Regions from separate parts of the Homo sapiens genome. Here region 2 is linked to region 1. The links are chromatin loops, found by intact Hi-C in ENCODE. Cell type or tissue: Calu3. All regions are shown on one strand. Links, peaks and the distances in the headings refer to the core of each region. The heading gives the core; the rest is flanking DNA.

What was found. Peaks named below come from ENCODE experiments on the same cell type or tissue, not always from the same donor. Only the 100,000 strongest peaks of a DNase experiment are listed, where the experiment ranks them.
Region 2: a loop joins it to region 1, with 4 times the contacts of the local background. A loop is called at or near these places in 4 of 110 quality-filtered maps.

What each region holds. Positions count from the first base shown.
Region 1 is chr7:156,471,075-156,475,463 of GRCh38, reverse strand. RNF32-DT (RNF32 divergent transcript) reads left to right here. Exons shown (of 4, transcript NR_026865.2): 4 at 2,753-3,365. Among named protein-coding and RNA genes, the nearest start is that of LINC00244, 67 kb to the left of the region's middle. In Calu3, for the core only: a CTCF peak has its summit at 1,806 (motif pointing right); a DNase peak (open chromatin) is centred at 1,783.
Region 2 is chr7:156,158,920-156,163,308 of GRCh38, reverse strand. No RefSeq gene overlaps it. Among named protein-coding and RNA genes, the nearest start is that of SHH, 350 kb to the right of the region's middle. In Calu3, for the core only: no CTCF peak of the experiment used is centred there; a DNase peak (open chromatin) is centred at 2,308.

The sequences.
Region 1 (4,389 bases), core at 162-4,161:
AGCCAAGGGTCAGAGAGGTGGAGTCAGTCATCTGAGGTTAGCACCTGGCCAGTGGGTGACGTGAGGCTGAGAAGCCTGACATGCTTCCTCCTTCATGCCAGCACCCCCCTCCGTGTGTGGTGAGCCGCAGGGATTGAGTGTGGACAGTGGTAGTAGTGTGTGGTGTGTGGCTGCATGGCTGTGGCTGGAGGATGTGGTGGACTTGAAGTGTTCATTAGCATTGGCTGCTCTCAGCCTTCTCAGTTAAACATGCACAAGCCTGCTGTCTGTCACTGATTGCCGTCTCCTCGAGCCTGTGCTGAGGTGTAGGTTCACATGGCCATGCAGACGTGGGTTGCAGAGCAGGCAGAGCTGGGTGGGATTCCAGCTCCATCATGTTCCCGCTCAATGGCTTTACCTTTTTTGCTCAGTTTCCTCATCTTTAAAGTGAAGGGAATAATAGCGTCTACCTTAAAGAGTTTTTAGATAAATCACTTAAAACATAGCAATTATGTAACAACTGCCAACAAGTACTAGTTATCATCATTGGACACTGTAAAATGTTTAGTGTCCAAACCTATAAAATAGCTCCTAAATTGAATGATCTCATGGTCTAGCTGGGAAAATAATGTGTAATTCAAAAATAAAAATAAAAATGTCAATTCTGTACAGAAATTCCCAAATGAATGTGTAGAATCTACTATCCGCACCAAGGAACGTGGAGAGATCACAACTTGGAGCCCCTGCAGAAAGTGTTTAGGGAAACAATGGGACTTGAACGGGAGCCTGGAGGCTTTAGGTAATGAGAGAGGAAGGGAGAGAATATTCTAGAAAGGAAGAATACCAGGTGAGAAGGTTTATGATGTATTTGGAAGCCACCTCCTGTGCCAGTCGGGCTGAAATACTGAGTTTGTGTGGAAGAATATGGGGTGAACCATGGAGAAAACTGATGAAATAAGATGGTGGGTCAGCATCATCCCAGAAGCCAACTACTGCTTGGAGAAGAGTTAACTCAGTGGCTGTCTGTACGATGAACTGAAGTCAAGAAGAAATTAGAAGCAAGGATGAAACAAGCGAAGTAAACCCTTCTATGTTTAACCACAACTTTGTAAACGCAGTGACTCATCTCCATTCATGGGTGTCAGCTTGGTTCTGAGCATGCAGATGAATGTATCCAACCAGGGCTGAGGAAGCCGGGTTGACCCTGAGCTTTGGCCTTTTAGTTCCGTTCCTTTGCAGGCAGATACAACTAGGAAACGAGGCCCATATTTTGAGAAGTAAAAATATTCTACTCTGAGATCTTTGCAGTTTTATTTCCCTAATTATTTTGGATAATCAACATTTTCATTTTTTTTTTCCAATTTTCAAATCAACTTTAGATTTAGCCCCTTAAATATATCTTTTAGGAAGTAGCATCTTGTTGCCTTAGGAACAGTGTTTGAAAAAGTTCTCATTTGTGCTGTACACTTCAATGATAAAGAAAGTTCACTGGCATCCCCCTGTGGAAAATGCTTTTATCATTTAAAAAAACATATGCACATAGAAAGAGTTAGTAGAAGTCACTATGTTGTAAGAGCCCAGGGTTGGTATTAGCAGAACTTAATGTATTCTCTCTCAAAATAAGATCATTGTTGGAAAAACTATAAATAATTTTCAAGTTTATTTTCAGATTGAGTTTGTTGTTAGTAGCACTTTAGGATTTACTGTGATGAAAGACAACGGTTGTGTTTTTAAAAAGTGTTCCCCACTTGGACTAACAAAGGGACTCAGCACTGCAGCCTCGATGGAACGTTCTTTCTCTGTGCAGGCACCAGATGGCGCCAAGCCGCAGGTCCTTCACCTGGATTAGTTCATTATTTTAAAAAAGAATTTGGGAATTATGGCTGCTGGCATTCAGGGCTCACTAAAATTTGTGTAATGTTTCCAGCTGTGGATAGAAGCGTCAAACGCTATGTTTAATATGTTTTTCCGGAATTTATTCTCATCAGTGGCTGGAATTGGAAGGCCATCTTCCCTCTCAATTCTTGACTTTGGAGGGAAGTGAGGGAAGCAGCTTTCTGCTTAGGCTGTCCTGGGCAAAATCTGGATATCTGCACCACCTTCCTTACAGTTTTTCTGTTGTGCTTCCCTTTAACCTGTGTAAAAGTGATTTACTAGGAGTAACTTACACTAAAGTGTCAGTGACTTATTTCACTAGAGGAATAGTCACAAAAAATAATGTCAGATGCAAAGGGTTAGGTTGCTAGAGGATTTTTAACTCTCAGTGACAAGGCAGTTCAGAAACTATGTTTAAGATTTACATTTACTTTTTTACCTCTAACCTTACTAATACTGTTTTTATGTGAACAGATAATAAAAACATATGACATTTTGTATGATGAATTTTTCTTACCAAGGCAAATTTGGTTTTGGATGTTTTCACAAGAGTAGTAAAATTAAGATTAGCCACGCTGAGCTCACAATGAACAAAAAAAAATAGTTTTTGGAGGTTTGATTTGAACTCTGAGAGGAACAGCGTAAGAAATAGAACAGGAAAAGACCTCCGAATATCCAGGAATGTTGTAATTGACATATTTGAATCTGAAAACACTGTTTATCCTTGCGGCTAATGCAGGGTAATATACACTGCCAATGCTTAAAACAAACGGGGTAAATGCCACTGCTGAAATTACAGCTTCTGCTTACATTCTTTCAGCTTATCCTTTATTTTTATAAAAATATTCCTCTTGCTGAACATATATTTTGAGATTAAGCAGTGTCTTTTCTTTCTCAGGGAAGAATATTTCTCAGCCCTCCGTTCTCAAGACAGATGAGTGCTTTAGAAAGAGGACTCTGCAGCGGTGAGGAGGATGGAATGACAGGCAAAGCACGCAGGACCAGGAGATGGCTTCGTTCCCTCAATCACTCATCCAAAGACGTTTAATGAGCACCTATTGTGTGTCAGGCATTGTACCGGGCAATGGGGATATCGTAGTCAGTAATAAGTGAGGAGAGATGAGTTCATTTGTGAGAGGCTCTGACCAGTGGAATCAGAGGAAGGGAGTTCCCCTGGGTGGGCCAGGTTCAAAGACATTTTGGAAGTAGAATCTGCAGAACATGATGATCTTTTGGAAACAGGGCAGGGACGTGAATGAGCACGTAATGTCCCCATGGGTTTGTCTTTCCGAAGGTTTAAAATCCTCAAGAATAAGGAACATAGGCATGTGTCGTAACGGTCTCCACAGTGGGGGAGTATTATGTTAGTGCACCTGCATGTTAACTCTGCTCATGAAGGGGCCACGTCTTCACCACCACAAAGCCTCAAGCATGCATATCTGGTCCCTCCAACCCCCTCCCTATTGAGGTGCAATAAAGGCCCATGTTTCTCCTAGTATGGGAACAGAACTAAGTCCTTTGTTCTATTATTTGACATGTATTGACTCAAGCATTCGATGAGTATTGATGAAGTGTGTTCTAAGCTTGTACCGGGCTAGGTCTTCTACTGCAATCCCCACGCTTATAAACCTTGCCAACCTGAGCCACCTGCAAGCTTTCTGACCTTGGGCGTCCTCATCTCTTCACCTCCACTGGTAAAGATGAGCTAACTGGTAAAGATGAGCTATGGAAAGAACGTGGAGTAGTCCTCGGCACATAGTAGGAATTTAGTGAATATCAGTTCTCTTCATTCACAAGCACTTAATAGGCCAGGTACTGGAACAAAAGACAAATCAGATGGAAAGAGGCTCATACTGCATCCCGGCCTGGCAGAATGAGAGCGGCTCCTGGAACCGGGATTCCACGTCAGCTTTCAGCTTTTTTTCTGCTTTTTCCTTCTTCTCAGGCCTTTCAGGATTTGGTTCTTGTTTTAAAGCTTCTGACGGAGAGAGCCAAGTAGCCTGTCCTTGCTCTACGGGCTGGGAAGCAATGAGTGATTGCTGAAGAGGCTTTTTCTCAGCAAAGGGCAGAGGCAAAGGAGAGAAGAAAGGAAGGGCCCTGTGCTGTGAAGCAATTTTCTCATTTTCTGCTGCTGGTGCTTGCGTTGTTGTCTTCCTCAACATGCAGGGGAGGCCCAGAGAGGCACTGCTACGGGTTCCAGACATTCCTTGTATTCTCACTGCCTGGCTCTGTCCTCAACCACTTACTTTCGGTGTTAGCGGTGAGTCTCAAAGGAACATTGTGCTGAACTGTTCTCCATCTCAACTACATGATCCTGCAGCCCTCAGGATGAAGGGTTTCGGTCTTTGATTCCGGCGACCTGGAGGCTTGCTTACTGTCAACTCCATGCGGAGAACTGTAGAAAACAGGATAAAGACGAAGACTAGGCCGAGCCGTCCAAGGCAGTGAGTCCACAGTAAGTGGGGCGAGTTAGGCCGTTTCCGCACTGCTATAAAGAAATACCTGAGGTTGGGTAATTTAGAAAGAAAAGAGGTT
Region 2 (4,389 bases), core at 308-4,307, 310 kb after region 1:
TCTCAGGATTTCAAAGTAACTTGCAAATATTAATTAAGCCCTGGGAGGTAAATATTATCATTTCAGTTTTCTGAAGGGGGAAACTGAGGTACTATGAGGTTTAAGTGCTTTGTGATGGACCACCTAGTGGCAGAAATCCAGTGAAGGGGTGATGTTTTTCCCAAATGCTCATATTTTCTTCAAATGTCTTTGGCTCAACATATTAGGATTAAGTTCCCTAAGTACCTATTTTGTATCTAGATGTGTATTAGGTTATGTGCACCATCTAAAATAAATATTGATGGTGCCTATCCTTTTATGGAGGGGAAATATTTATATACACCTGTAACACAGATAGTATGTAAGATATGCAATCACTTACCAAAGCGATTGTCCAAAGAAACAAGAGAGCAGAGGAAGGACACAGAGACGGTCTCTTAAGACAAGGCAGAGTTAGGGTCGGGGAGGTGCAGAGATGAGAGGACTTCTCAGGTAAATAAGAGAATAAGGCTGGTGGAGGGATGCCAAGGAGACAGGCTGCCCCGGGGGACACGGGCAAAGGGCGGAGAGCAGCAGATGTGCTTGGAGGGATGATGTCTGGCTGGAAACTCTTGACTTGGAGCTGTAAAATCTGGATTTGATGTGATGGGTAAAAGTGGTTTCTTGAAGGCTCAGAGACGAGCATCAGGAAGATGAGCGTGGCAGCCAGGTGAGTGGCCATGGGCCGGCGGTGGGAGTGCTCCCCTCCCCTCCAGTGCATGGCATAGGTGCCTTGTTTGTGGAGAATTTACAATCACTGTAATGCCAAGGGGGAGTGAGCCTGCCGTCCTTAGTACTGTGCGCCTGCAATTCTGAACACTGGCAATGACTTAAAGACCTCCACTAACAAAAGAACCTTTGTTTGAAACGATTACTGTGGTTATTGCTGACTTTTAGTGATATATATGTAAGATTCAAAGGAGTGCATTTTTGTCATTTATTCTTGTTTTTTGTTTGTCTTTTGAGACGGAGTCTCACTCTGTCACCCAGGCTGGAGTGCAGTGGTGCAATCTCAACTCACTGTAACCTCCACCTCCTGGGTTCAAGGGATTTTCTTGCCTCAGCCTCCCAAGTAGCTGGGATTATAGGCACGCACCACCACGCCCAGCTAATTGTTTTGTATTTTTAGTAGAGACAGGGTTTTGCCATCTCGGCCAGGCTGGTCTCGAACTCTCGACCTCAGGTGATCTACCTGCCTTGGCCTCCCAAAGTGCTGGGATTACAGGTGTGAGCCACTGTGCCCAGCTATCACTTATTCTTAATTAATCATTTTATTTACATGGAAGTTAATTTGGAGAATTGCCTTTCACAAGGTGGGCTCCTGACCCAATGGGCAGGTTTTTAATCGTTCAGAACCTTTGAGTTGGCTTTGGGTGAAGTCACATCTCCAACTTCTGCATTTAAATAGTCAATTCAGAATAAACAATCATGACATACCCATCAGAAAGACGAAGATACGAAACTTGAGTTTCAAACATTTGTAGTTTTCAATTTCATTTAAAATTTAAAACAGTGAAATGGCAAACCTGTGGAGGTAGAATATTTTTGTTTGGTAATTACAAATTGTTATTCAGACATGAGATATTTCCCTGAACTTGAATCATATATTTAAAATGAAAATGTGTTCTTTTTTTTCAAGATAGATTTTTTTTTATTATACTTTAAGTTTTATGGTACATGTGCACAACACGCAGGTTAGTTACATATGTATAAATGTGCCATGTTGGTGTGCTGCACCCATTAACTCGTCATTTAACATTAGGAATATCTCCTAATGCTATCCCTCCCCCCTCCCCCCACCCCACAACAGGCCCTGGTGTGTGATGTTCCCCTTCCTGTGTCCATGTGTTCTCATTGTTCAATTCCCACCTATGAGTGAGAACATGCGGTGTTTGGTTTTTTTGTCCTTGCGATAGTTTGCTGAGAATGATGGTTTCCAGCTTCATCTGTGTCCCTGCAAAGGACATGAACTCATCATTTTTTATGGCTGCATAGTATTCCATGGTGTATATGTGCCACATTTTGAAAATGTGTTCTTCTTTTAAAATTGTTACTTGCTTTGACTCTAAAGAACAAATCAAGGGAGTAAAGATTATTGCTGATTATCTGTGGTTACTTCTAAAAATAATCTGTTGTGCCGAGGAGGGAGGTGTTGAAATGGTCCACGTGAGGGTCAGAAGCACTGAAGAATTCCTGGCGGGAGGAGAGGCAGCCGGGAAGAAGGCTGGCGAGGAGGGTGTGGCATTAGAGGAAGCCTGGCGAGGAGGGCGAGGCATTAGAGGAAGGCGGGCGGGGAGGGCGTGGCATTAGAAGAAGGCCGGAGAGGAGGGTGTCGCATTACAGCTGGTGGGTGAAGGGGTGGGAGTCGCTCAAGGCAACAAGGAGAGAGAAAGGGAAACCCAGGTTGCTTTATGGTTAAGAGACATCCAGGGTCAGAAGAGGAGGGAGGCTCTTCGTGTAGTCCTACGTACAGCCTGGCAATTAAATTCTGAAAAGTCTTGTTCTGTAACTGTTTTGTTTCCTTCCTTCCTTCCTTCCTTCTTTTTTCTTTTCTTTTCTTTTCCCTTCCTCCCTCCCTCCCTTCCTTCCTTCCTTCCTTCCTTCTTTCTGAGATGGAGTCTCGCTCTGTCGCCCAGGCTGGAGTGCAGTGCAGTGCTCCGCCTCCCAGGTCAAGTGATTCTCCGGCTTCAGCCTCCCGAGTAGCTGGTAGTACAGGCATGTGCCACCATGCCCGGCTAATTTTTTGTATTTTTAATAGAGACAGGGTTTCGCCATGTTGGCCAGGCTGGTCTCAAACTCCTGACTTCAGGTGATCCACCCACCTCGGCCTCCCAAAGTGCTGGGATTACACGGGTGATCCCGGCCGTCTTGTTTTTTTCACAAGCTGCTGTCACTCCAAAATTTGGAAAGGAGCAGAGAACCGGGAAACAGGATAAGCACAGTGTGGAAAGTGGATCCTCAGGAAACCTGTGCCCCGTCATTTATGGAAGTGATATTTAGTTGACTTCAGTAGTACTTTCTGCATCCTTCCTAAAGGTGGCCAGGGAAGGCCTGAAGTGCTTAGAAGTCCAGGGAAAGAAGGAGCCCCACGGCAGGGAGATGTGGAAGGAGCTACGTGAGAAATATCGCCAGGCACATCGTCTTGGGCGCCCACCGTCAAACCTCTGCCCTGCCTGCCCAGCCCTCCAGACAAGCACGGGTCCTGCTGTGTTCTTATGACTGGTTTGGGCCCACGTTCAGTGAGGCCAACAGGCTTGGGAGATGTTTGTGGAGTGTCTGGGAGCCGAGGCCAGGACCAGGGTGGGCTTTGGGTCTCTACAGCCCTTCCATGCTATTCAAATCACACAGTGTGTCTCCCTCAGGGACCGTGTGGCTAAGTCCTAGAGGTGAAGGCCCCTTATGAGAAGAGCGAATTTTCTGCAGAGTGAGTTGGGCTTTTTTTTTTTTTTTTTTCACTTAGAAAACACAGAAATGCATGGTCTGGGGTCACCCAGGGCTGTATGTCCATACAGGTGTTGGCATGCCCCCTCGGCCCATGGGCCTCATTGTCCCCCCAGCCTGTCTGCTCTTGCTTCAGGTGCTTCCCACATCCTCAGCTCTGAGCCTCCCCACGCAACTCAGCCCAGCAGATGTGTGAATGGGTGCCCAGGATATTAGCTAATAGTTTAACATCAGGGCATTCCGCACTGGAAGAGGAAATTATCTGCCATCAAAGAGTGCCCAAGGTCACAAAGAAAGGTGGAAGGAGGGAGAAGCCATAGCTGGTGGGCCTGGTGTTCTCGGGGAGACACATGCTCGCATACGTGTGCACATGCACAGGCAGCCTGCTCCGCTTCCCCAGAGAGTCTAACCAAATGATCCATCCCCATGCTGCAGGAGTGGCCGCTTGGCCCACACACCTGGGAAGAAGAGCTGTAGCCTCCTGGAGAACCTGCCTGTCGGAACCAGGCAGCGCCTGAGTTCCGTCCTCCCAGGGGCCCGCCATCTCTCCTGAGCACCCCAGCCAAGGGCAGGGTGAGGCAGCCAGCTGATCCCCTCGGTAGGCTCGCTGATAGCATCTAGAGGGCTTGCTTTTCCAATGTTAATAAGCGGTTGCTACAGGTAATCAGCAGTCACCTGATGATATTCAAGGCTTATTTCAAAGCCACATGCAGGGTTGTTGTTGTTTGGGGTTGTTCAAAATCATTCAAACAGCCCAAATCGTACTAATCCCATTCTTATCTGGTGATCAAATAGAAGCCGACTCGGTGATTGGAAAAGCAACTGGACACAGTCAGCTTGGAGAGGGGTGCTCCTGCACGCTGGGGGCCTGGAAAGATGAGGGGATCTAGGGAGGCCGGGCCGAGGCCTGGCTCCGCCTCACCTGACACT